Regions from separate parts of the Mus musculus genome. Here region 1 is linked to region 2. Evidence: chromatin loops called from intact Hi-C (ENCODE). Cell type or tissue: left cerebral cortex. All regions are shown on one strand. Links, peaks and the distances in the headings refer to the core of each region. The heading gives the core; the rest is flanking DNA.

Region 1 (12,886 bases), core at 1,615-9,614, 260 kb after region 2:
GGTTGACCTGTACATAGAGGTGTACATGTATATTACAACTTAACTCAGTGAACTAAAGGTACAGATTCACCTAATTATATAATCAGAATGAAGTATTTTTTGACCATAACAAGAGTGAGTTAATATACTATCCTAATAATGAGGATTCTCCAGACAAGATAAAATTTAACAAGGCCTAGAGAATTTCGGTGTCAGTGACACTACATTATTCTTGAAGCCTGGCAAGAGTTAATAACCCCCTGGTGCTATTAACACTAAAGTGTGAAACACTTGCCTGGCACAAAGCTGATCCCAGGCGGGGGATGTTACTTTCTAGTGTAAACATTTATCTGATTCCTGCAAGTTCCCTTTGAAGTCACTCCTCTTGCATCTGTGCTAATCTCTAGTGTTAAACATTTATCTGGTTCCTTTTGAAGTCACTCCTCTTGCACCTGGAAAACTTCAATGTGCCTTATTCTGTTATGATTTGCAATTTACTCTGTATTATAAAAAGTCTGAGGCTCGACCAGAACATTACATTCAGATTCAACACCTCTCTTGTGTGTTTGTCTGTTTGTCAACTCCTAAGCTTTGCCCATCTGCTCGAGAGAGCCCATTCCATGCAGACACAGGTGCCCAGAGGGTCTGCGGCAGTAAACAAGGCCTGGCTCCCGCCATCTTTTTATATATACATTTTCTTTGTTTTGTGTTAAGAACCAGTGTACCTTGAAGGTTGTATTTGCCTAGCCTTCTTGTTTTTCTTCTGTATTAAAAGCCTGGTGTTTGCTTGGACAAAATACATTCAGATTCAACATTCCCTTGTGTCTGTGTCTGTTTGTCACCCTTTTCTGATCAACTCTTTCCCCATCTGTCTGAAATCCTGATTTGCCACGGATTGAGAGAGGCTGACTGGTACAGTCTGTGGCAGGTTTTAGTCTTCCTAGTCCTGTGACATTAATACAGTTCATCATGCTGTGGTCATCCCTAACTATGACATAATTTTGGTGTTTATTCATCACTAAAATTTTGCTACTGTTCGTAATTGTAATGTGTAATGTATGGGATATCCGAAATGCAGGATAAGTGATCCCCAAAAGTATTGTGACACACAAGTTGAGAATCACTGGTCTAAACTGCTATTTTTTTAACAAAGCTTTCTCAAATACTTTCTACAATGTACATTGACCATTAATTTTCTTGTTTTTTTTTTTAAAGGACTGTATTAGAAATATAAAAGGACACTTGTTTGTTCGAACTTATATGAAGATTGGATTAGCTTGCTTGATGAAGAATGTCTTCTCGCAAAAATGTGTGTTGTACAAAGGTAAAAACTTTCGGGAACTGAACAAAGGTAGAAGCAATGCATTTTGAAGGTACTTAGGCTTGTATTTACAGAGTTATGGACTGGAATGATGTTTCATGTCAAGACGTTTCCTTTGCTTAGACATGTATAGTCACTTTATAAACAGGTGCATTTCTCAAGCAAGCGTACTGTGCCATCCCACCACTTGAGAGTCTTCTACATTATAACTGTCATGGTGTGAAGACAGCCTATTGCATACAGTTGTGTGTAGGACACCCTAAAGTATTGGTTTGAGTCCCTGTTTTAGACAAATTAAAGTAAGCATGTATGAAGAATCCTGTGGGTATTGCATACAAATATTTTTCCCATAGTTTTGTGAATTATGCAGATGTTAAATAAATTATAATCATTTTACACGGTTTCATACTACATTATATATTACATGTGTCCCTATGGTGGCTGGAAAGTTGGTTCACTGTATTTGTTGTTGTTGTCTTTCTCTCTCTCTCTCTCTCTCTCTCTCTCTCTCTCTCTCTCTCTCTCTCTCTTTCTTTCTTTCTTTCTTCCTTGAGACAGAGTTCCTCTGTATAGTCCTGGCTGTCCTGGAACTCACTTTGTAGACCAGGCTGGCCTCAAACTCAGAAATCTGCCTGCCTCTTCCTCCTGAGTGCTGGTGGCCTGTGCACCATCATTCCCTGATTCACTATTTAACAGCAATATGTTTCCATACACAAAACCCACAACCTAAAAAAACCTCCATTCATTCTATTTCCAGGGAGCCTGAAAGTTTTCTCTGGGTTCTTTGAATAGCATTTATTTGTATAATACACAGAAATTCATAATTTGACAACATTTTCCATAATTGTATAGGGAGAATTGATTTGCAGAAAATATTTTAGGGAATACTGTAGCTGTATATTCTTACTTCTTTTGAATTCTGATTATACTATGAGTTGGTCTACAAAACATTTACCCTGATTTTTCTGTGTATTCAAAGTTTTGTAAGCAACATTACTTGTCAGACAATCAACAATAGAATTCTCCTTTTTCCATGTATAATATTCTAATGAAGATGCCACAAGCAAACTACCTGCTGCTCAAAGAGCTCATCTTTGTGTTATCAAAAATTAAAATTTCTACCAGCAATCACCTAGAGACCTACAAGTTATCTGTCCACATGGCCCCTCATGTGCTGTGGAAACCGACTTGCCAGAACTCATTATTTGGAAGTGACCTCTCAAAAAAAGTAAGGGGATCTAAATTTTCCCTTTGAGAACAAAGTCCTCATTGTGATCCAGAAATTGGAAATAACTCGGATAGGTCCCTAATGTTAAAGGACACCCTAGGACTGCACTCTACTAGGATGGGTGATACATTGATATATTTCAGGAAGGATTGAGGAGGGAGATTTATAATGTTATTTTAAAAAGTGAGTCCTTTCTTTGTTATTCTTTTGTTCTTTCCCTTTTTCCTTTCTTTCTATTAAGATATTTATTTTAGATATTTATATTCTATCCAAGAGTATGCTGCATGAATAATGGTAGTCCAAGAAGACTACAGTGAGGTTGAAAAAAATCTCGATTACCTAGTTTTTGCTGTGTTTGTTTCCTATTGTATCTGTACTTTGGAGCACTGGTTGGTTGTGCTTCATAGTGGTTAGACTATTATAATTATGAAATATTCACCCCAACTGTACTGCTGGTCATATAAAAGCACAATGCATATAATTATATATGTATATTTGTATACATATATACATATATACACACAGATACATATGTATACACTATATGTGATATAATGAATAATAAAAATGTAGTATGTTATATATTATACTTCCCGTTATTTTCTCATTAACTACTACTTACATAAAAAAAGAATAGTGTGTGCTTGCCTTATTTCAGGTACAGTCTTATGTTCTTCAGTCTTTTGTTTTCTGTAGCTCTTAGTTTTACTCTAACGCTGTATGCATGAATATTTTTCTTTACTTTCTTTACATTATATCCAGATTGCAGTAACCTCCTCTAAGTCCCATTCTCACAGCACACTCCTCCCTCAGTTTCATTTAAATTCAAAACTTTACTTAATTTTTCATTTTTTAAAATTTTCAGTGTAATTTAAAGACGGGAGTAGATATGGAAAGACTGGAAAATGAGTGTTACTGGGTTGCATGATGAGAAATTCACAGAAAGTCAAAAAAGAACATACATTTTGGAAAGGAGAAAAGATAGACAATAAAAAATATCAAAAAGAAATAGAAACTAAGGATATATTTTAAATATTATTTTCCAGAAATAATGTCTATAAGAAAGAAAACATTGTAGTGTTACTCATAATGAGGTATGATTGTTAATAATAAGGCCATGGAATAGCTTGTTCAATTCAGAAAGTGTCTTAATTTGCTAGTATTGCTATGAAAACACACTGATGAAAAGCAACTTATGGAGGACAGGTTACATACACTTCATGATATCCTTCTAGTTACCAGTTAACTACTGAGAAATGTCAGGGCCCAAACTGAAGCAGGGCAGGAACCTGAAGGCAAGAACTGAAGCAGAAGCTGTGTAGGAGTGCTGCCTCCTGTCCGGCACCTCACATCTTACTTTGTCTGACTTATAGTTCAAGGGTGGCAACTTCCTGGAGATCTGGGCCCTACAAAATTCCATTGTTAATCAAGGTAATATCCAACAGACTTCCCTACAAAGTGGGCCAATCTGCTGCAGACATTTTCTCAACTAAGACCCCCATTCTCACCAACTTTTTCTCTTGTTTAAATAAAACCCAGGACTAAGGCAATTAATATAGAAGTAAAAGTTTATTTGGGACTCAGAGCTATAGAAAGATTATAGTCCTTCAAAATCATGACAGAGGAACATGGAAGCAGGAAGAAAGGAGAACCAAACAGGAAGTAGAGCCCTGGTGGCTCTCATCTGAGGCAGCGAACATGAAGCACAGAGAGTATAATGCAAATGGCACCTGCCTTTTGTAACCTTAAATTCTAACCAATGACATACTTTGTCCAGGAAACCAAGTCATTTAAAAGACCTAAAGTTGTCACAAAGATGGTATCATATATTGAGATGCCTGTAATTACACAGGCATCCCATGCAAACAATCACAATGAAAAGTGACCGCCTCCTCACACCATAGCAAAAGATCTACCAATTCAAGAGACTATTTTTTATTAAAACATTTTAAATGGTTTACAAAGGAGCCACAGAATACATTTCAACTAATCTTTGTACAAAATGCAGAGAGACTGAGCTAGAGATATAGATAAAGAGATACTGGATCCCCAAAACACCCAGGGACAAATTTAGGGGGAGAGAGCTGAGGAAGATACAAAAGGAACAGGAAAACAAGAGATTAACATTATACATACTCAAGAGTGAAGCCAGAGAACAAGGTGAGTGATGACTTAAAAGTATTTACCCTCACAGCCCTGGTGATAACTAGATTGGAACCCACAGCAAATATCATGGGATTAAAACATTTCAAGGTAACAGTGATACAGAGACTGCCTATTGCCAGTACTAAGAAAGATAAACTGATGTTAGCACCAGATTGGAGCACTGCTCCTCTGGCCAGGGTTGAGACTTGGGAGAGTGATGTAGGCCCTAGGGCAGCTGCCTTTGGCTTCCTCAGATCATTATCAACATAGTCTGACTTTGTCCCTAGTCTTTAGCTAGGAAAGGGATGTTAGGGCGTTACTAGAGAAAGGTGTCATCAGAGAGAAATACAGAGAAATGCCGTTATCTACAATTCTGAAGAGCAGTTACTGAAAAAGCTGGTTAGATAGAATCAGTTCCCTCTAAACTAGGTTCTTGGTAAGTTTATGGTATTGTTACCTTGAAATACTAACATCAGTTTATTCCATTTGGTCCGTTCTGTGCATACTTAATAGTGTTATCAAGACTCAGGAAATATTTCAAGGGAATGTCCCCAAATCACATGTTATTAATGTTGAAATAAAAGTTATTTATCCTCAACCACCATCACACCTTTTATTCCTAAAGAACAGCAGAACTCAAACCGTGTCATCTTACATTTATCATCATCTACTTGGGCATCTCTGGAGGAAGACAGCAGGATAAGTCACTGGAATGCGCAGTATTTTGCTAGAATTTTTCAAGGAATAGAATCTTGTTCATTATGAAGTGATTAGATATAAGCTGGCTTAGTGATGCCGAGGACTATGAGCCTTTCCATAAGTTATCTGATGGTGTTTTCAAGAAACTTTTGAGGTCATTAATTTGATTCATTCACAGCTATTCTGGCAGCATATCAGCTCTGATATCTTACTTTGCCTTAGTAGTTCCTCCATACTTTGCAATATGCATGACATTTTTACCAGGTTAAATAGGTTGCATAGAACTCAGTGTGTCCATTTCACAGATTTCATTTCACAGGTTCATATCTGCTCACCGTAACTGCTATTTTCCTCATCATTCTTATTGATTTCAATTTCATAAACTGTGTGAAATGACAGAGAATCGTGTTTTTGCATTGTGTTGTTACAGATGTCTATTATACAAATCATGATTGACAACTGTGAAGATATATTTGGTGACTATGACCATATCATTTATACTGATAATCAGAAGAGTTCAGATGACATAAAGACTTCACTAAATTCTGCTGGTAAGTCACCTGTTCTGAATAAAGCCATAGATGGCCACAGTGGGAAAACCTCAAATGCTATTGAAGAATGAAAGTTTTCATTAGCTCCAAGTTTTACTTAGTCATCAAACAAATGGAAGGATGATATCCGTCCCTGATTTCATAAATTTGTAAATATCAGAGCAGCATAGGGACATATCATGACATCAGAGTATGGGAAAAGTTATTTTTAAAAAACACTTTAATTATTTGGATATATGTATATATGCATAGGTATAAATACAGATACACATATATACATACTTACATACATGTATGTATGACAGAGGAACTCCTTATTTAGCCCCTGTAAGAATTTTAGAATATTAGGTGTTATATTTCACACCTTTTTCCCCCATGGTCCATAAGTCACACAGGATTTCTTGCATATGAAATTATTTTTTAAAAGATAACTGGGAAATAATTATATAAGACTCCATTAAACATACTAAACATTTAAACCATGTGTCAACAAGCTTTGTAACCCTTGTACATAAACACTGATGTTTAATTTCATTTGAGAGACAATCTTGCCAAATATTTATTACCATTTGGTAGAAATATTAAGTTGCACGGGATCCACTACAGCACATATGTGAAAAATCATAAAGAGGCTAAAACACACCTGATTTAACAGGTAACACCATTCAATATCAGATATATTGTTAACTCATGTAATTTTTTTTATATAGAGTTGAGAAAATGTAATAAAAAACATATTCTTATGTGAAGGGGGTGTGAATTTATCATCTTGAAATGCTTGTCTAACAAAGACATTTTTATGTTTCATTTAGCAGGAGATAATGAAACGACTCCAACATACAAGTTTCTACAACAGAAACTTCCTCATGACTATAGAAGATGTCGTCATTCTATTTCCATGTTCCTTTATACCTCCCACTTAACCAGAACAGAAGGGACTACTAAAATAAACAACTTCAGTTTTACATTTAACAATACTATTTGTTAAAAATAGTTTCACTCACTATATTTACTTTATGGCGTGTATTAAAAATTCTTATCTATCATAATAAATATTCTTAAATTATGTTATTGGATAGACTCCAATGTGCCTGATTCATGATTCTCCATAGTCTTTGGAAAAATGCCATTTTCAGTTTTCTCCTCCTCCTTCGTTACTCAGGGACCTGTATTCATGAGACATATCCACTAGAATCACTTTACTAATTTTTTACTTCCAAACTGTAATCAAAATGGCGTTCTAAGTAATTATCAATAAATGAAAATTTGGAATTTATCTGACCAAGTTCTTCCATATTCTTACCATTAAACAGTTCCCACAGCAAAAATTCAACTAGTTAGAATCAGACTCACTCACGGGCATTGTAGCAACACTTTCTTTATAAAGAAATTTATAATCCTATTTCTGTGAAAGGTACTCTAGAAAATTATTTACATTAGGAAAAAATAGCACATTATTTGATGGTTCAGGGTACCATCACACAGCAGTTCAGATGTGAGGAGGTTGTAGGTAGTGAAGTCGTTCCCTTAGTTGAGAAGCACAGGACAACGAATGCTCAGATATAGTGACATTCTCCTTTTTATACATTTCAGGAAAATGAAAAGAATAGTATAACCCAGTTATAGTGTCAGTTTGCCCACATCAGTTACTTAAGCATAGATAGACTGTAATGATATTAAATATACTCCCAGAGTCACTCAAAGGATCCTTTGTCATAAATATTTCTAAATAAAATTTGATTAACGATCAACATTAATCATCACACATAAGAAAATTAGAGGTAAATCACATTTATTTAAATAGATATTATCTTTGTTTACATTCCAAATGTCATTCCATTTCTGGGTTTCCCCTCCAAAAGTTCCCTATCCCCTTCTCCTTCCCTCTCCTCACCAACCAACCAACTCCCACTTCCTGGCCCTGGCATTACCCTATTCTGGGGCATAGAGGCGTCGTAGGACCAAGGTCCTCAAGTGACGGTAGATGCTGGCAAGTATATGGAGAAAAAGGAACACTCTTCCACTACAAGTGGAATGGTACAACCATTCTGGAAATCAGTTTGGCAGTTCCTCAAAAAATTGGACATAGTTCTACTAGAAGATCCAGCAATACCTCTCCTGGGCATATACCCAGAAGATGTTCCTACATGTAATAAGGACACATGTTCCACTATGTTAAGAGCAACCTTATTTAAAATAGCCAGAAACTGGAAACAACCCAGATTTCCCTCAACAGAGGAATGGATACAGAAAACGGGGTACATTTACGCAATGGAGTACTACTCAGCTATTAAAAACAATGAGCTTATGAAATTCTTAGACAAATGGATGTATCTGGAGAATATCTTGAGTGAGGTAACCCAATCACAAAAGAACACACATGATATGCACTCACTGATAAGTGTATTTGCCCAGAAGCTCAGAATCCTTCTTAGGAATGGAAAAAATACTCATGGACGGAGTTACAGAGACAAATTTCAGAGCAGAGACTGAAGGAAAGACCATCAGAGTGCCCCACTTGGGGATCCATCTCATAAACAACCACCAAACCTAGACACTTTGGCAGATGCCAACAACAGCCTGCTGACAGGAGCCTGATATATCTGTCTCCTGAGGGCCTTTGTCAGTGCCTGGCAAATATAGAAGTGGATGCTCTTAATCATCCATAGGAGGGAGCACAAGGTCACCAGTGAAGGAGCTAGAGAAAGTACCCTAGGAGCTGAAGGGGTCTGAAGCCACAAAGGAGTAACATCAATATGAACTAAACAGCAACACCAGACCTCCTTTGAACTAAACCACAAATCAGAGAAAACACATGGCAGGACATGTGGCTCTAGATGTATATGAAGTTGAGGGTGGCCTAATTGGCTATCAATGGGAGAAGAAGCCCTAGGTCCTGTGACAGTTCTATGCCCAGTATTGGGGAATTCCAGGACTGGGAAAGGGAGTGGGTGGGTTGGGAGCAGGGGAAGTGGGGAGGGAATAAGGGATTTTCGTAGGGGAAATTAGAAAAGAGGTAATATTTGAAATGTAAATAAAGAAAACACCTAATAAAAAGAAGAAAAAAGAAAAAAAAAGATGTCATTAGAATGTTGGCAATAATTTTTATGTCATAATAATTTATTTTTTGGTGTTATATACTTTGTAATTTTAAATTAAATATACATAAAACATTATTCAAAACAATTCACCGGGTACACTTAATATCAGTCTTTTAATTGATTTGTTTGCAGATAATAAATACATATCTGTAAATCTTAAAAAAAACTCAAAAGAAAAATCAATGGCCCTCCTTTATGCAAATGAAAGATGGACAGGGAAAGTAGTTAGTGAGTCAACATGCTTTGCAACAGTCACAAAATGTTAAAAATTATGTTGTTGTATCTTTAATCAAGCAAGTAAAAGACATATTACAAGAACCTCAAGGCTCTGAAGAAAATGTTGAAGATGATATGAGAAGATGGGTACGATTAACATAGTGAAAATGGCCATCTTACCAAAACAATCTACAGATTCAATGCAATTTGCATCAAAATTCTGACAATTTTTACAGAACTTGAAAGAATAATTATCACCTTCATATTGAAAAACAAAAACAAAAAAGTTCTCAGTACAGCTAAGGCAATCCTGTACAATGAAAGAAATCCTGTATGTATCACCATCCCTGACCTCAAGCTGAACTACAGAGCAATAATAATAATAACTGCATGGTATTGGTATTGTAACAAACAACTTGATGAGTTGAATTAAACTGAAGATCAAGAAATAAACATACACACTTACAGTGACTTGATTTTTGATAAATCAAATCGATACAATGAAAATCAGCATCTTCAACTAATGGTGCTGATCTAACTGAATCTATGCATGCAAAATAATGCAGATAGAATCACATGTATCACCCTGCACAAAACTCAAGTCCAAGTGAATAAAAGACCCCAATGTAAAGCCAGATACATTACATCTAAGAGAACATAAAGTGGGAAATAGCCTTCAACTCTTTGTTACAGGAGACAATGTCCTGAACTGAACACCAATGGCTCAGGCACTAAGATCAATAATTAATAAAAAGGCAATCCATGAAACAGAAAAGCTTCTGTAAGGCAAAGGACACTGTCAGTAAGACAAAATGAGAGCCAACAGACTGGGAAAAGATGTTCAGCAACCCTATATCAGACCAAAGACCAGTATCCAAAACATGTAAAGAACTCAAGAAGTTAAATAACAAACCAAAATAAGCCAATTAAAAATGGGGTATAGGCTAAACAGAGAATTCTCAATGGAGGACTCTTTCATGACCTAGAAACACTGAAAGAAATATTCATTGTCTTTTAGTCATCACCAAAATGCAAATCAAAGTGATTGAGATTCCATCTCACATCCATCAGAATAGCTGAGATCAAAAACAGTACATACTGATAAGGATGTGGAAGAAGGGAACATTCCTCCATTTGCTATTGTGAGGGCAAGCATGTACAAGCAATGTGGACATCAATTTGATGATTTCTCAAGAAATTGGGAACAATTCTACCTCAAGACTCAGCTATAATGTTATTGGGCAAATACACAAAGGATGCTCTACTATCCCACAAGAAGACCTGCCCACCTATTTTTTTAATTGGATATTTTATTTATTTACATTTCAGATATTATCCCCTTTCCTGGGTTTCCCCTCTGCAAACTCCTATCCCATCCCCCCTTTACCCTGCTTCAATGAGGGTGCTTCCCCACCTACCTGCCCACTCCCACCTCACTGCCTTAGCATTCCTCTACACTGAGGAATCAAGGCTTCACAGGATGAAGGGCCTTCCTTCCCATTGAAGCCAGATAAGGTCCCTCACAGCTCCTCCAGTCCTTCCCCTATCTTCATCATTGGGGTTCCTGTGCTCAGTGCCATGGTAGGCTGCAAGTATCTGCATCTATATTGGTCAGGATCTGGCAGAGCCTCTTAGGGGACAGCTGTAGCAGGCCCCTCTCAGCACTATTTTCATAGTAGCTTTAATCATAATAGCCAGAAACTGGAAACAACCTAAATGTACCTCAACTGAAGAGTGGATAAAGAAAATGGCATTTATACAACGGAATATAACTGACCTGTTAAAAACAAGGACATCATGAATTTTGCATTCAAGTGAATGGGAACTACAAAAATATCATTCTGAGTGAGGTAACGTAGACCCAAAATGGATATGCATAGAATGTACTCTCTTCTAAGTCTAAATTAATCATAGTCTGCAAAGATAACCACACTACAATCCATTGACAGAGAGGAGCCAAATAACATGGAATGCCCAAGGGAAGATATTGAATCTTTCTCAGAAGGTGAAATAAAATAGAAACTGAAGGTTGGTGGAGGGAGAGAACTGGGTAGGAGGAGGGATGGGAAGGGGAATGGGGTGAGGGGATGGAGTTTAAGGAGAGCAGGTAAAAGAGAAAGGAGACTGTAAGTAGGCAGGGGTGACAATGTCTAGGACATGCCAGAGAACTGCAATTGGTGGTATGAGAGGTGAGGCCCCTGAGTGGCTACGGGGGTGACTCCAGCTAAAACTTTTGTCAGTGAAGAATATGATGCTGAAGTGGCTACTTCCTGTAGCCAGGCTGGACTCCCAGTAGAGATAAGGATAGCACCCCACCCACAAACCCTTAGAATCAAAATGTGTTCTTCCTAGAAGATGTGTAAGGACAAGGGTAGAGCAAGTCAGAAGGAATGGCAATGACTGGCTCAAATTGAGACCCATCCCATGTGAAAGAACCAAACCTTGACACAATTAATCATTGTCCATTACACTTGCAGACAGGGGCCTAGCATAACTGTCCTCTGAGAGGCTCTACCAGCAGCCCATAAGAAGAGATGCAGAGATCCCCAGCCAAACATTAGATGGAGTTAGAGGAGTCTTATGGAAAAGTTGGGAAAGGATAAAGGACCCAAAGAGGACAGAGACTTCACAGGAAGTCTAACAAAGTCAACTAACCTGTATTCTTGGGGATTCTCAGAGACTGAACCACTAACTCAATAGCTAGAATGGGCTAGATAGAGGTCCCCACATATATATAGCAGAGGTGAAGCTTGGTCTTCATGACGGTCCCCCAAAAATTAGACCTGGAACTATTCATTAATCTGTTCCCTGCCTTATGTTCCAGTTCCCCGGACTTGGCAACTTGTCTGGCCTCTTTGAGAGAGGATGTGCCTAATTCTATAGTGATTTGAGATATATAGTGGGGGTGATACCCAGGCAGGGGTTCCCCCTTCTCAGAGAAGGGGAGTGAGGAATGGGGAAAGGATCTATTTGAGAGGGTCCTGGTTGGAGTGGTGGAGGATATTGGGAGGTAAGTGAATAAATAATGTGATAATTAAAATTATTTTACTTTTAACTTTCATAAAATAATTAATAAACCAATTTTTACAGACCTCAGTATTATCTTCATTCATTCTGCTCTTTGTTCCCAACAGTGTGAATATGCAACATTTCTTATTCCAAAAAGATTAGCAATTACACAAAGATAGCAACTTACCTTCCTATTGTCTCAGTATTCCCCACAATCTTTTTCATCTTCTTAAAGAAAATCAAATAGCCATTTTGCAGCATCAAAGATTCCGTGAAGATATATACTCTATATAGTTTTAGCAATATCTAAACAGCATGAAGCTTTAATTCAATTTCTTACTTTAAGCATTCTACTGAATTAAAGAGAGGCATACAAATGTTATGTTTCAAAGGCATTATTTCTAGATGATTAATAAAAGAAAGATGTAAAAGAAATGCCAATCTAGCAGTTACCTGTAACCATGCAACGGCACGTGTAACAGCAGACTCCAGGGCAGGCATTCTGTAGAATGTTCACCGGGTGCACAATGCCTTTAATAGGTTTTCACGGTGTTTTATTGTTGATGTTGTTTTGCTTTTGTTGAAGTCTCACCCCATGAGCTCATAAGTACCCTTCTTATAGATCAGAGCTTCTCAA
Region 2 (12,886 bases), core at 2,964-10,963:
ATAAACAGCTTCAATGAAGTAGCTGGATATAAAATTAACTCAAACAAGTCAATGGCCTTTCTATACACAAAGGATAAACAGGCTGATAAAGAAAATAGGGAAACAACACCCTTCTCAATAGTCACAAATAATATAAAATACCTTCGTGTGACTCTAACTAAGGAAGTGAAAGATCTGTAGGATCAGAACTTCAAGTCTCTGAAGAAAGAAATGAAAGAAGATCTCAGAAGATGGAAAGATCTCCCATGCTCATGGATTGGCAGGATCAACATTGTAAAAATGCCTATCTTGCCAATAGCAATCTACAGATTCAATGCAATCCCCATCAAAATTCCAACTCAATTCTTCAACGAATTAGAAAGAACAATCTGCAAATTCATCTGGAATAACAAAAAACCTAGGATAGCAAAAACTCTTCTTAAGGATAAAAGAACCTCTGGTGGAATCACTATGCCTGACCTAAAGCTGTACTACAGAGCAATTGTGACAAAAACTGCATGGTACTGGTATAGCAACAGACAAGTAGACCAATGGAACAGAATTGAAGACCCAGAGATGAACTCACACACCTATGGTCATTTGATCTTTGACAAGGGAACTAAAATCATCCAGTGGAAAAAAGACAGCATTTTCAACAAATGGTGCTGGCACAACTGGCCGTTATCATGTAGAAGAACGCGAATTGATCTATTCCTATCTCCTTATACTAAGGTCAAATCTAAGTAGATTAAGGAACTCCACATAAAACCAGAGACACTGAAACTTATAGAGGAGAAAGTTGGGAAAGCCTCGAAGATATGGGTACAGGGGAAAAGTTCCTTAATAGAACAGCAATGGCTCGTGCAGTAAGATCGAGAATCATTAAATGGGACCTCATAATGTTGCAAAGCTTCTGCAAGGCAAAAGACACCATCAACAAGACAAAAAGACCACCAACAGATTGGGAAAGGATCTTTACCTATCCTAAGTCAGATAGGGGACCTATATCCAATATATATAAAGAACTCAAGAAGGTGGACTCCAGAAAATCAAATAACCCCATTAAAAATGGCGCTCAGAGCTGAACAAAGAATTCTCACCTGACGAATAATGAATGGAAGAGAAGCACCTGAAAAAATGTTCAACATCCTTAATCATTAGGGAAATGCAAATCAAAACAACCCTGAGATTCCACCTCACACCAGTCAGAATGGCTAAGATCAAAAATTTAGTTGACAGCAGATGCTGGTGAGGATGTGGAGAAAGAGGAACACTCCTCCATTGTTGGTGGGATTGCAAGCTTGTACAACCACTCTGGAAATCAGTCTGGCAGTTCCTCAGAAAATTGGACATAGTACTACTGGAGGATCCCGCAATACCTCTTCTGGGCATATATCCAGAATAAGGCCCAACGGGTAAGAAGGACACATGCTCCACTATGTTCATAGCAGCCTTATTTATAATAGCTAGAAGCTGGAAAGGACCCAGATGCCCCTCAACAGAAGAATGGATACAGAAAATGTGGTACATTTACACAATGGAGTACTACTCAACTATTAAAAAAATGAATTTATGAAATTCCTAGGCAAATGGATGGACCTGGAGGGCACCATCCTGAGTGAGGTAACCCTATCACAAAGGAACTCACACAATATGTACTCACTGATAAGTGGATCTTAGCCTAGAAACTTAGGATACTCAAGAGAGAAGATACAATTTGCTAAACGCATGAAGAGACAGTGGAGCTGTGATGAAATGATGGACCTTCTAGAGATTGCCATATCCAGGGATCCATCCCATAATCAGCTTCCAAACGATGACACCATTGCACACACTAGCAAGATTTTGCTGAAAGGACCCAGATAGAGCTCTCTCTTAGGTGCCTAGCAAACACAGAAGTGCATGCTCACAGTCAGGTATTTGATGGATCACAGCGCCCCCAATGGAGGAGCTAGAGAAAGTACCCAAGGAGCTAAAGGGATCTGCAACCCTATATATAGGAAAACAACATTATGAACTAACCAGTACCCTGGAGCTCTTGACTCTAGCTGCATATGTATCAAATGATGGCCTAGTCGGCCATCACTGGAAAGAGAGGCCCATTGGACTTGCAAAGTTTATATGCCCCAGTACAGGGGAATGCCAGGGCCAAAAAGTGGGAGTGTGTGGATAGGGGAGTCGGGGGGGAGGGTATGGGGGACTTTTGGGATAGCATTGGAAATGTAAAGGAGGAAAATACCTAATGAAAATATTAAAAAAAAAAAGAATGTGTTGCTACAATTCCCAGGAGTGAGTCTGATTTTGTTGTACTACTAACTATTTGAATCTTTGCCATGGGAACCGTTTAATGGTGAGTTTATGGAAGAATTTGGTCAGGTAAATCCCAAATTTTCATTTATTGAGAATTACTTAGAACGCCATTTTGATTACAATTTGGAAGTAAAAAATTAGTAAAGTGATTCTAGTGGATATGTCTCATGAATACAGATCCCTGAGTAACAGAGGTAAAGGAGAAAGCTGATAATGGCATTTTCCCAAAGACTGTGGAGAATCATGAATCAGGCACATTGGAGTCTAACCAATAACAATTTAAGAATATTTATTATAATAGATAAGAATGCTTAATGTACACCATAAAGTAAATATAGTGAGTGAAACTATTTTTAACAAATAGTATGGTTAAATGTAAAACAGAAGTTGTTTCTTTTAGTAGTTCCTTCTGCTCTGGTTAAGTGGGAGGTAGAAGGGAACATGGAAATAGAATGACTGACACCTTCTTTAGTCATGAGGAAGTTCCTGTTGTAGAAATTTGCATGTTGGAGTTGCTTCATTTTTTCCTGCTAAATGAAATATAAAATGTCTTTGTTAGACAAACATTTCAAGATTATAAATTCACACCCCCTTCAGATAAGACTGTTTTCTTTTCAGTACATTTACTCAAGTCTATATAAAAAATTACTTGAGTTAACAATATATGTGATATTGAATGGTGTTACCTGTTAAATCAGGTGTGTTTTAGCCTCTTTATGATTCTTCACATATGTGCTGTAGTGAATCCCCTGCAGCATAATATTTCTACCAAATGGCAATAAATATTTGGCAAGATTGTCTCTCAAATGAAATTAAACATCAGTGTTTAAGTACAAGGGTTACAAAGCTTGTTGACACATGGTTTAAATGTTTAGTATGTTTAATGGAGACTTAAATAATCATTTCCCAGTTATCTTTTAAAAAATAATTTCATATGTAAGAAATCCTGTGACTTATGGACCATGGGGAACAAAGATGTGAAATATAACAGCTAATATTCTAAAATTCTTACAGGGGCTAAATAAGGAGTTGCTCTGTCATACATACACATACATGTATATAAGTATGTATATACGTGTATCTGTATGTATACCTGTATATATATATATATTCTACATAATTAAAGTGTTTTTTAAAATAACTTTTCCCATACTCTAATATCACGATATGTCCCAATGCTGCTCTGTATTTACAAATTTATGAAATCCGGGAAGACTATCATCCTTCCATCTGTTTGATGACTAAGTAAAACTTGGAGGAGATGAAATTTTTAATTCTTTAATAGCATTTGAGATTTTCCCACTGTGGCCATCTATGGCTTTGTTCAGAACAGGTGACTTACCAGCAGAATTTAGTGAAGTCTTTATGTCATCTGACCTCTTCTTATTATCATTACAAATGATACGGCCATCATCACCAAATATATCTTCACAGTTGTCAATCATGATTTGTATAATAGACATCTGTAACACCACAATGCAAAAACACGATTCTCTGTCATTTCACACAATTTATGAAATTGAAATAAAAAAGAATGATGAAGAAAATAGCAGTTACGGTGAGCAGATATGAACCTGTGAAATGAAATCTGTAAAATGAACACACTGAGTTCTTTTTAACTTACTTAACCTGGTAAAAATACCATGCATATTGCAAAGAATGGAGGAACTACTAAGTCAAAGTAAGATATCAGAGCTGATATGCTGCCAGAATAGCTGGGAGTGAATCAAATTAATGACCTCAAAAGTTTCTTGAAAACACCATCAGATAACTTATGTAAAAGCTTATAGTCCTCGGCATCACTAAGCCAGCTTATATCTAAACACTTCATACTGAACAAGATTCTATTCCTTGAAAAATTCTAGCAAAATACTGCACATTCCAGTGACTTATCCTGCTGTCTTCCTCCAGAGATGCCCAAGTAGATGATAATAAATGTAAGATATCACGGTTTGAGTTCTGCTGTTCTTTAGGAATTAAAGGTGTGATGGTGGTTGAGGATAGATAACTTTTATTTCAACATTAATAATGTGATTTGGGGGACATTGCCTTGAAATATTTCCTGAGTCTTGATAACACTATTAAGTATGCACAGAAAGGAACAAATGGAATAAACTGATGTTAGTATTTCAAGGTAATAATACCATAAACTTACCAAGAACCTAGTTTAGAGGGAACTGATTCTATCTAAACAGCTTTTCCAGTAACTGATCTTCAAAATTGTAGATAACGCCATTTCTCTGTATTTCTTTCTGATGACACCTTTCTCCCAGTAACATCCCTTTCTGGCAATAGGCAGTCTCTGTACCACTGTTACCTTGAAACGTTTTAATCCCATGATATTTGCTGTGGGCTCCAATCTAGATATCACCAGGGCTGTGAGGGTAAATACTTTTAAATCATCACTCACCTTGTTCTATGGCCTCACTCTTGAGTATGTATAATGTTAATCTCTTGTTTTCCTGTTCCTTTTGTATCTTCCTCAGCTCTCTCCCCATAAATTTGTCCCTGGGTGTTTTGAGGATCCAGAATCTCTTTGTCTATATCTCTAGCTCAGTCTCTCTGCATTTTGTACAAAGATTAGTTGAAATGTATTCTGTAGCTCCTTTGTAAACCATTTTAAATGTTTTAATAAAAAGTAGTCTCTTGAATTGGTGGATTTTTTTGCCATGGTGTGAGGAGGTGGTCACATTTCATTGTGATGGTTTGCATGGGATGCCTGTCTAATTACAGTCATCAGAATATTTGCTACCATCTTTGTGACATCTTTTAGGTCATTTAAATGGCTTGGTTTCCTGGAGGAAGTATGTCATTGGTTAGAATTTAAGGTTTCAGAAGGCAGGTGCCATTTGCATCATACTCTCTCTGCTTCATGTTCGCTGCCTCAGATGATTGCCACCAGGGCTCTGCTTCCTGTTTGGTTCTGCTTTCTTCCTGCTTCCATGTTCCTCGATTTTGAAGGACTGTAATCTTTCTACAGCTCTAAGTCCCAAATAAACTTTTACTTCTATATTAATTGCCTTAGTCCTGGGTTTTATTAAAATAATAGAAAAATGATTAAGAGAAAAAGTTGGTGAGAAGAGGGATCTTAGTTGAGAAAATGTCTGCAGCAGATTGGCCCACTTTGTAGGGAAGTCTATTGGATATTGTCTTGATTAACAATGGAATTTTGTAGGGCCCAGATCTCTAGGAAGGTGCCACCCTTGAACTATTAGTCAGACAAAGTAAGATGTGAGGTAATGTCCAGGAGGCAGCACTCCTACACAGCTTCTGCTTCAGTTCTTGCCTTCAGGTTCCTGCCCTGCTTCAGTTTGGGCCCTGACATTTCTCAGCAGTTAACTGGTAACTAGAAATATATCATGAAGTGTAACCTTTCCTCCATAAGTTGCTTTTCATCAGTGTGTTTTCATAGCAATACTAGCAAATTAAGACACTTTCTAAATTGAACAAGCTATCCCATGGGCCTGTTATTCACAGTCCTACCCCATTATGAGTAACACTACCATGTTTTCTTTCTTGTAGACATTATTTCTGGAAACTAATATTTAAAATATATCCTTAGTTTCTATTTGTTTTTGTTATTTTTTTAATTGTCTATCTTTTCTCCTTTCCAAAATGTATGCTCTTTGTTGACTGTCTGTGAATTTCTCATCATGCAACCCAGTAACACTCATTTTCCAGTCATTCCATATCTACCGTCTTCCCTGGTAACTTTGACTGAAAATTTTAAAAAATGAAAAATTAAGTAAAGTTTTGAATTTAAATGAAACTGAGGGAGGGGTGTGCTGTGAGAATGGGACTTAGAGGAGGTTACTGCAATCTGGATATAATGTAAAGAAAGTAAAGTAAAATATTCATGCATACAGCTTTAAAGTAAAATTAAGAGCTACAGAAAACAAAAGACTGAGGAACATAAGATTCTACCTGAAATAAGGCAAGCACACACTATTCTTTTTTATATATAAGTAGGAGTTTATGAGAAAATGACAGGAAGTGAATATTTCATAATTATAGTAGTCTAACCACTATGAAGCACAACTAAGAAGTGCTCCAAAGTACAGCTACAATAGGAAACAAACATACCAAAAACTACGTAATCAAGATTTTTTTTCAACTTTACTGTAGTCTTCTTGAACTACCATTATTCATGTAGCATACGCTTGGCTAGAATATAAATATCTTAAAAGAAAGAAAGAAAAAAGGAAAGAACAAAAGAATAAGAAAGAAATGACTCACTTCTTTCAAACGACATTATCAATCTCCCTTCCCAATCCTTCCTGAAATAGATCAATGTATCACCCACCCCAGTAGAGTGCAATCCTAGGGTGTCATTTAACATTAGGGACCTATCCGAGTTATTTCCAATTTCTGGATCACAATGAGGACTTGGTTCTCAAAGGGAAAATTTAGATTCCCCTTATTTTTTTTTTGAGAGGTCACTTCCAAATAATGACCTCTGGCAATTCGCTTTCCACAGCACATGACGGGCTATGCAGACAGATAACTTATAGGTGTCTAGGTGATTGCTGGTAGAAGTTTTAATTTTGGATAACACAGTGATGAGCTCTTTGAGCAGCATGTAGTTTGCTTGTGGCATCTTCTTTAGAATACTATACATGGAAAAAGGAGAAATTTACTGTTGATTGTCTGACAAGTAATGTTACTTACAAAACTCTGAATACACCAAAAAATCATGGTAAATGTTTTGCAGACCAGCTCATAGTATAATCAGAATTCAAAAAAAGTAAGAATATACAGCTGAAGTATTCCCTAAAATATTTTCTATAAATCAATTCTCCCTATAAAATTATGGAAAAATTTGTAAAATTCTGAATTTCTATGTATGACACATATAAATGCTATTCAAAGAACCCAGAGAAAACTTTCAGGCTCCCTGGAAATAGAATGAATAGAGCTTTTTCCAAGTCATGTGGGTTTTGTGTATGGAAACATATTGCTTTTAAACAGTGAACCAGGGCATGGTGGTGCAAGCTTTTAATACCAGCACTCTGGAGGCAGAGGCAGGCAGATTTCTGAGTTCGAGGCCAGCCTGGTCTACAAAGTGTGTTCCAGAAAACCAGGGCTATACAGAGGAACCCTGTCTTGAGAAAGAAAGAAAGAAAGAAAGAAAGAAAGAAAGAAAGAAAGAAAGAAAGGAAGGAAGGAAGGAAGGAAGGAAGGAAGGAAGGAAGGAAGGAAGGAAGGAAGGAAGAAAGAACATCAACAAAAAAACAACAACAACAAAAAAACAGTGAACCAACTTTCCAGCCACCATAGGGACACATGTTATATATAATGTATTATGAATCCATGTAAAATGTATATAATTTATTTAACATTTGCATAATTCACAATACCATGGGAATAATATTTGGATGCAATAGCCACAGGATTATACATACATGCTTCCTTTAATTTGTCTAAAACAGGGAATCAAACCAATACTTTAGGATGACCATCACACAACTATGTAGAATAGGCTGTCTTCAAACCATGACAGTTATAATGTAGAAGATTCTCAAGTACCATGGTACCATACGCTTGCTTGAGAAATGCATCTGTTTATAAAGTGACTATACATTCCTAAGCAAAGGAAATGTCTTGGCATGAAACATCATTCCAGTGTATAACCCTGTAAATACAATCCTATGTACCTTCAAAATTAATAGCTTCTACCTTTGTGCAGTTCCCCAAAGATTTTACCTTTGTATAACAGACATTTTTGCAAGAAGAGATTCTTCGTCGAGTATGCTAATCCAATCTTCATATAAGTAGGAGCAGGGCAAGCTTTCTTTTATATTTCTAATACAGTCCTTACAAAAAACCAAGAAAATTAATGGTCAATGTACATTGTAGAAAGTATTTGAGAAATAGCTTTGTTTAAAAATAGCAGTTTAGACAAGTGATTCTCAACTTGTGTGTCACAATACTTTTGGGAATCACTTATCCGGCATTTCAGATATCCTATACATTACACATTACAATTCCTTACAGTAGCAAAATTTTAGTTATAAAATATCACCAAAATGATGTCATAGTTAGGGATGACCACAGCATGATGAACTGTATTAATGTCACAGGACTAGGGAGACTGAAAACTGCCACAGACTGGCCCAGTCAGCCTCTCTCAATCTGTGGCAAATCAGCCTTTCAGACAGATGGGAAAAGAGTTGGTGAGAAAAGGGTGACAAATGGACACAGACTCAAGGGAGTGCTGAATCTGAATGTATTGTTCCAAGCAAACACCAGACTTTTAATACAGAAGAAAAAGAAGAAGACTAAGCAAATACAAACTTCAAGGTACACTGGTTCTTAACACACAACAAAGAAAATATATACATAAAAAGATGGCAGGAGCCAGGCCTTGTTTACAACTGAGAATAGGTTCCTATTCCTAATTAGGATTAGCTAAACACAGGCGCCTGGTGAATGCTCTGATACAATGCTAGTCTCTGTTAAACCCACCACCAGGTGGTTTTAGTAAATACCTGACTATGCTATTCCTCTGGGCCTAGTGAAAAAAACCTGCACCAGGGGAATTCACTTCTATTAAACTTTTCATGCGACAACCCACCTATTTGCTAGGCCATTGTTTATTCACGTGTTTGGGTGTGACTCAGTTTTGTCCTAAGTAATTACTATGCAGCCTAGCCCTGAGCTTTTCTAGCTCTGTTCAAGTAAATTGTAATTCCTAATCATTTTCCCTGTCTCTACTAGAAGTGAATTTGAATGTTAATGAATAGGGAACATTCTTACTGAATTCCAAGCTCAGGGTTGGCTTTAAGGACTGCCTAGGATACTGGAAAACTGGCAAAGGCTTAGCTATATGTCAAAATCAACCCTTAAAGCACTTATAATAAAACAATACTAAAAGAGAACACAGGATTGAATACTCTAGACTAATGTGGGGACAGGTTTGAGTATATGGGCTATGGGGATGCAAAGGTTCCAGGAGGCTGTCTCTGTGAAACTCAGCCTCAGGACGGCTTCCAGGTTTCTAATCCTGTAATGCAAGTCACTACTGGAGTGGATGTAGCATTCTGCCCGTTTCTTTTATTATTTTTTAACTGAAGTTCCAGAATGTTCTGCTTCATTGTAGCTACAATCTCAGAAGAACTCTAAAGATGAGTGGCAACACAATGATTAATAATAAAATAATGCCAAGAATAACAGCAAGCAGGATTATACATTGAACCCAATCCAAGGGATTCAGTGCACTTAGGTTATTTTTAAATCTCTGGCCAATTCATCAATGTTCCAAGTATCCAAATGGCTTCTGCTAATATCTGAAATTACTGCCTTTCTAGCCTTAATATTTTCTATATCCTGACCTATTGCTAAAACTACCTCTTCTAAAGCATTAACCTTCACCTCCAGTTTTTTTTTTCTATAATATGCAGCTCTGACAAAGCTATGGAAAATTTACTATGTATATCAGTAATAAAATGAGCAGTATGGAACTGCTGAACTAAGGCTGTGGTAGATATTGTAAAAGAAGTTAAAATTGCAATTAAAGCAGCAATTCCTAAAATCAGAGCTGTAACAGATCTTTTTGGTCTTATAAGCTCATTTAACCTTTTCAAAGTTTGTACTCCTGAATTTTTAAACCAAGGATCATACCCTAAGTCTATAGGCAGCAAAACATAAGCAGGTCTCTTTAACAAAATCATACTGGCAGAATCCTTATCTAAGTCAGGATCTACACAATTAGTTAATTGATAAGAATTACGACAAAAATGAAAAGACTTGCCAAGATTGGTGATCTTAACTCTATCAAAATTACCCAATAACATAGCATACAATTAAGGCACACATGCTTTCACCACTAAAGGGGAGTTGGCCTGAGCTTTGGGTTTCTCTTTAAAAAAAAAAATCAAATGAGCCTTAGCAAAGTCTACATTCAGATTCAGCACTCCCTTGTATCTCTGATCATTTGTCACCCATTACTCACCGAATCCATGTTCACCTGCTGGAACCCCTAATTTCCACAGATTGAGAGAGGCCAACTGGGCTGGTGAGTGGCAGAAAACCACTGGTTGAGACCCTGGTTCCTTATGAGATTCCCAACATGTCACCAACAAGAATCATGGATCAAAAGTGGAAACTACAGGCAGGAGCTCATGTGTTTTTAAGACTAGAATCAAAGAAGCAGATCTGGCTCTAGTATTCACTGAAATAACCCTACTGTCTGTTCTAATTGCCTTTCCTGGCTTTCAGTCTACACTACTACCTGCAATCAGAGGGATCTGCACTCCACTTCACTGCCTGAAGCTCTGTCTGTCTCAAAGGAGGCCAGCTCTTTTGTGGGACATCCAGACAGGGACCTATCAAAAGTGCTCTCTCAGAGTATTCACCTAGCAGCTGCCTAAAACAGATAAAGAGACACACCACCAAACATTGGATGGATCTCAGGGACTCTTATGGAAGAGTTGGGAAGAGGATTCAGGTCCCTGAAGATGAGGACTCCACAGAAAGAACAGCAGAGTCAACTAACATGGCCCACTGGGAGCTATCAAGGGCTGACCGCCAACCAAAACGCATACAGAATCTGCATCAAGACCCACAGCACATTTGTAGCAAATGTGTAGCTCAGTCTCTATGTGGGTCTACCAAAATGTAGAGCAGAGACTATGGCTAAAGCTGTTTACTGTCTGTGGAAACCCTTCACCAACTGGCCTCAGTAAGAGAAAATGAGCTAATCTTGAAGAGAGTTGATTTGCCAGGGCGTGAGGACAACCCGGGGGCCCTAACCACCTTAGAGAAGGAAGGAGATACTTTGAAGGGTAAAGAGGTAGGGGGCAGGATTTAGGATGTAAAATGACTACATCAATCAATAAATAAATCATTTGAAAGAAAAAATAAACAATAACTAAAAAGAAAACAACAAAACAAAACAAACAAACAAACAAAAAAGAAAAAACAAAGTGCTCTTCTTGAAAATAATTAACCACTAAAAAATGGTAAGGTCAAAAATATACCTTATTCAGATTATATAATTTGGCGAATCTGTACCTTCAGTTCACCGAGTTAAGTTGTAATATACATGTACACCTCTATGTATAGGACAACCTGGAGTGGTGAACTTTCATATTGAGCACCCTGTTTTACATGTGAGATGGCCTCACTGTTTCACATCCATTCTTTCAAATGTGAAAATACGCAACGATTTAAACTAATTGTACACAGCAGATTGTTTGGGGACAGAAAAGTGTCTTTGTTCATGAAATACCACTATTAACTTTCATGTTGTGCCAAGGACAAAAAAAAAATCAGGAAAATGGAAGATTCCCATGTGTTCCTATACCTTGAAATTTCTGAGAATACACATGACTACCTTCAGTTACTGATCTTCACTTTCTTCTCCATGATGTGGCCCTAGGATTCTGGTAATGGGAACCAGACACACTTGGCCAGCTAGGGCCAAGGATGGATCAGTTGGTCCCTTTGCCTAATGCTATTCAGCTTGCCTACTCACAGAGCATTATCTTATCTCTTATGTCTGGGGCCAAAATTCCATAGTCTACTGAGTGGCAAACTCAGATCATGGCCAAAATAAAAATAAAACAATGATGTGTGCGCCAGAGTTATTGCTTCTTCCTGTTAGGTTAAGCATAGTAGACTATTTAGAAGTAGGTTAGGCTAATACTATCATTATTTGACATGGAGTTAGGATGACAATATCTGGCAAAAATACAAGTGCTTTTTTGGTAGAGAAGGAAAGCAATTTCATGTATCTACTGGACAGAAGGCAACATACAAATCTCTCATAACTTCTTATATGTCTGTGGTGGACTAGCTCTTTTGTACTATTGTATTTATGAGGTTTTTGGTTGTTTTGTTTTGTTTTGTTTGTAAATATGATTCAAAACGTGTATCTTGGAAAAAACACTTTTACCACAATTATTACTTGTTCTGCTATTAATTCACATCATATAATTATAAAGGTGTAATCAGTGGGAATATTTGTAATGACAAAACAAAGGCCATCTTATATATGAGGAAGTTATTCACAGAAGGTGTTCACGTGTGTCTTTGTAATGAATCACTTAGCTTGTCAGACTTTTACCTACCATGCCTCTAATCCAGAGGTCGTGTGTCCATAGTTCAAGGAAAATGTAATCATCAGGAAATCCCAGAGACAGAAAGCACATATGCATCTCTAGAGGGATGCTGAATGTTGGTGATGCCAAAACTTTCCTTACGTTACAAACAGAAGCTAATATTAGCACAGATTCTTCATTCCAGTTAATCAGCTGTTCAGTGTAAATCTTATCCCTCAGGGACCAATGTGATTCTCTCGAGAAGATTTGGAACATTAGATCTGAATTTTGTCCCTTTTCTGCAATCATGGATAACATATCCTGTGTAGGATAAGGGCATCATCTATTATTGCAGATTGGAAAGCCCATATGTGTCTTTTAAGGTATACCAGAGCCATGGCAATTATTAATGTAAAGCTACAACTGAAAGGGATGAAGAATACATTGAACTTTTTCCCTTTTTAGCTTCGAAATATATTTTCTTCCCTAATCAGTCTTTCCCAATTTGAAACAACAAGGTTTTATTGGAATAGGATAATCCTCAAGATTTAATTAAT

The links. Peaks named below come from ENCODE experiments on the same cell type or tissue, not always from the same donor. Only the 100,000 strongest peaks of a DNase experiment are listed, where the experiment ranks them.
Region 1: it touches region 2 in a loop (6-fold over the local background); 4 of 42 quality-filtered maps call a loop at or near these places.

What each region holds. Positions count from the first base shown.
Region 1 is chr3:49,096,172-49,109,057 of GRCm38, reverse strand. It overlaps Gm31415 (a long non-coding RNA gene), which reads right to left. Exons shown (of 3, transcript XR_867196.2): 3 at 12,703-12,886. Among named protein-coding and RNA genes, the nearest start is that of Gm31415, 40 kb to the right of the region's middle. In left cerebral cortex, for the core only: no CTCF peak of the experiment used is centred there; no DNase peak of the experiment used is centred there.
Region 2 is chr3:49,357,036-49,369,921 of GRCm38, reverse strand. It overlaps Gm20557 (a long non-coding RNA gene), which reads right to left. Exons shown (of 10, transcript XR_001783788.1): 9 at 7,993-8,102; 10 at 3,638-3,752. Among named protein-coding and RNA genes, the nearest start is that of Gm20557, 19 kb to the right of the region's middle. In left cerebral cortex, for the core only: no CTCF peak of the experiment used is centred there; no DNase peak of the experiment used is centred there.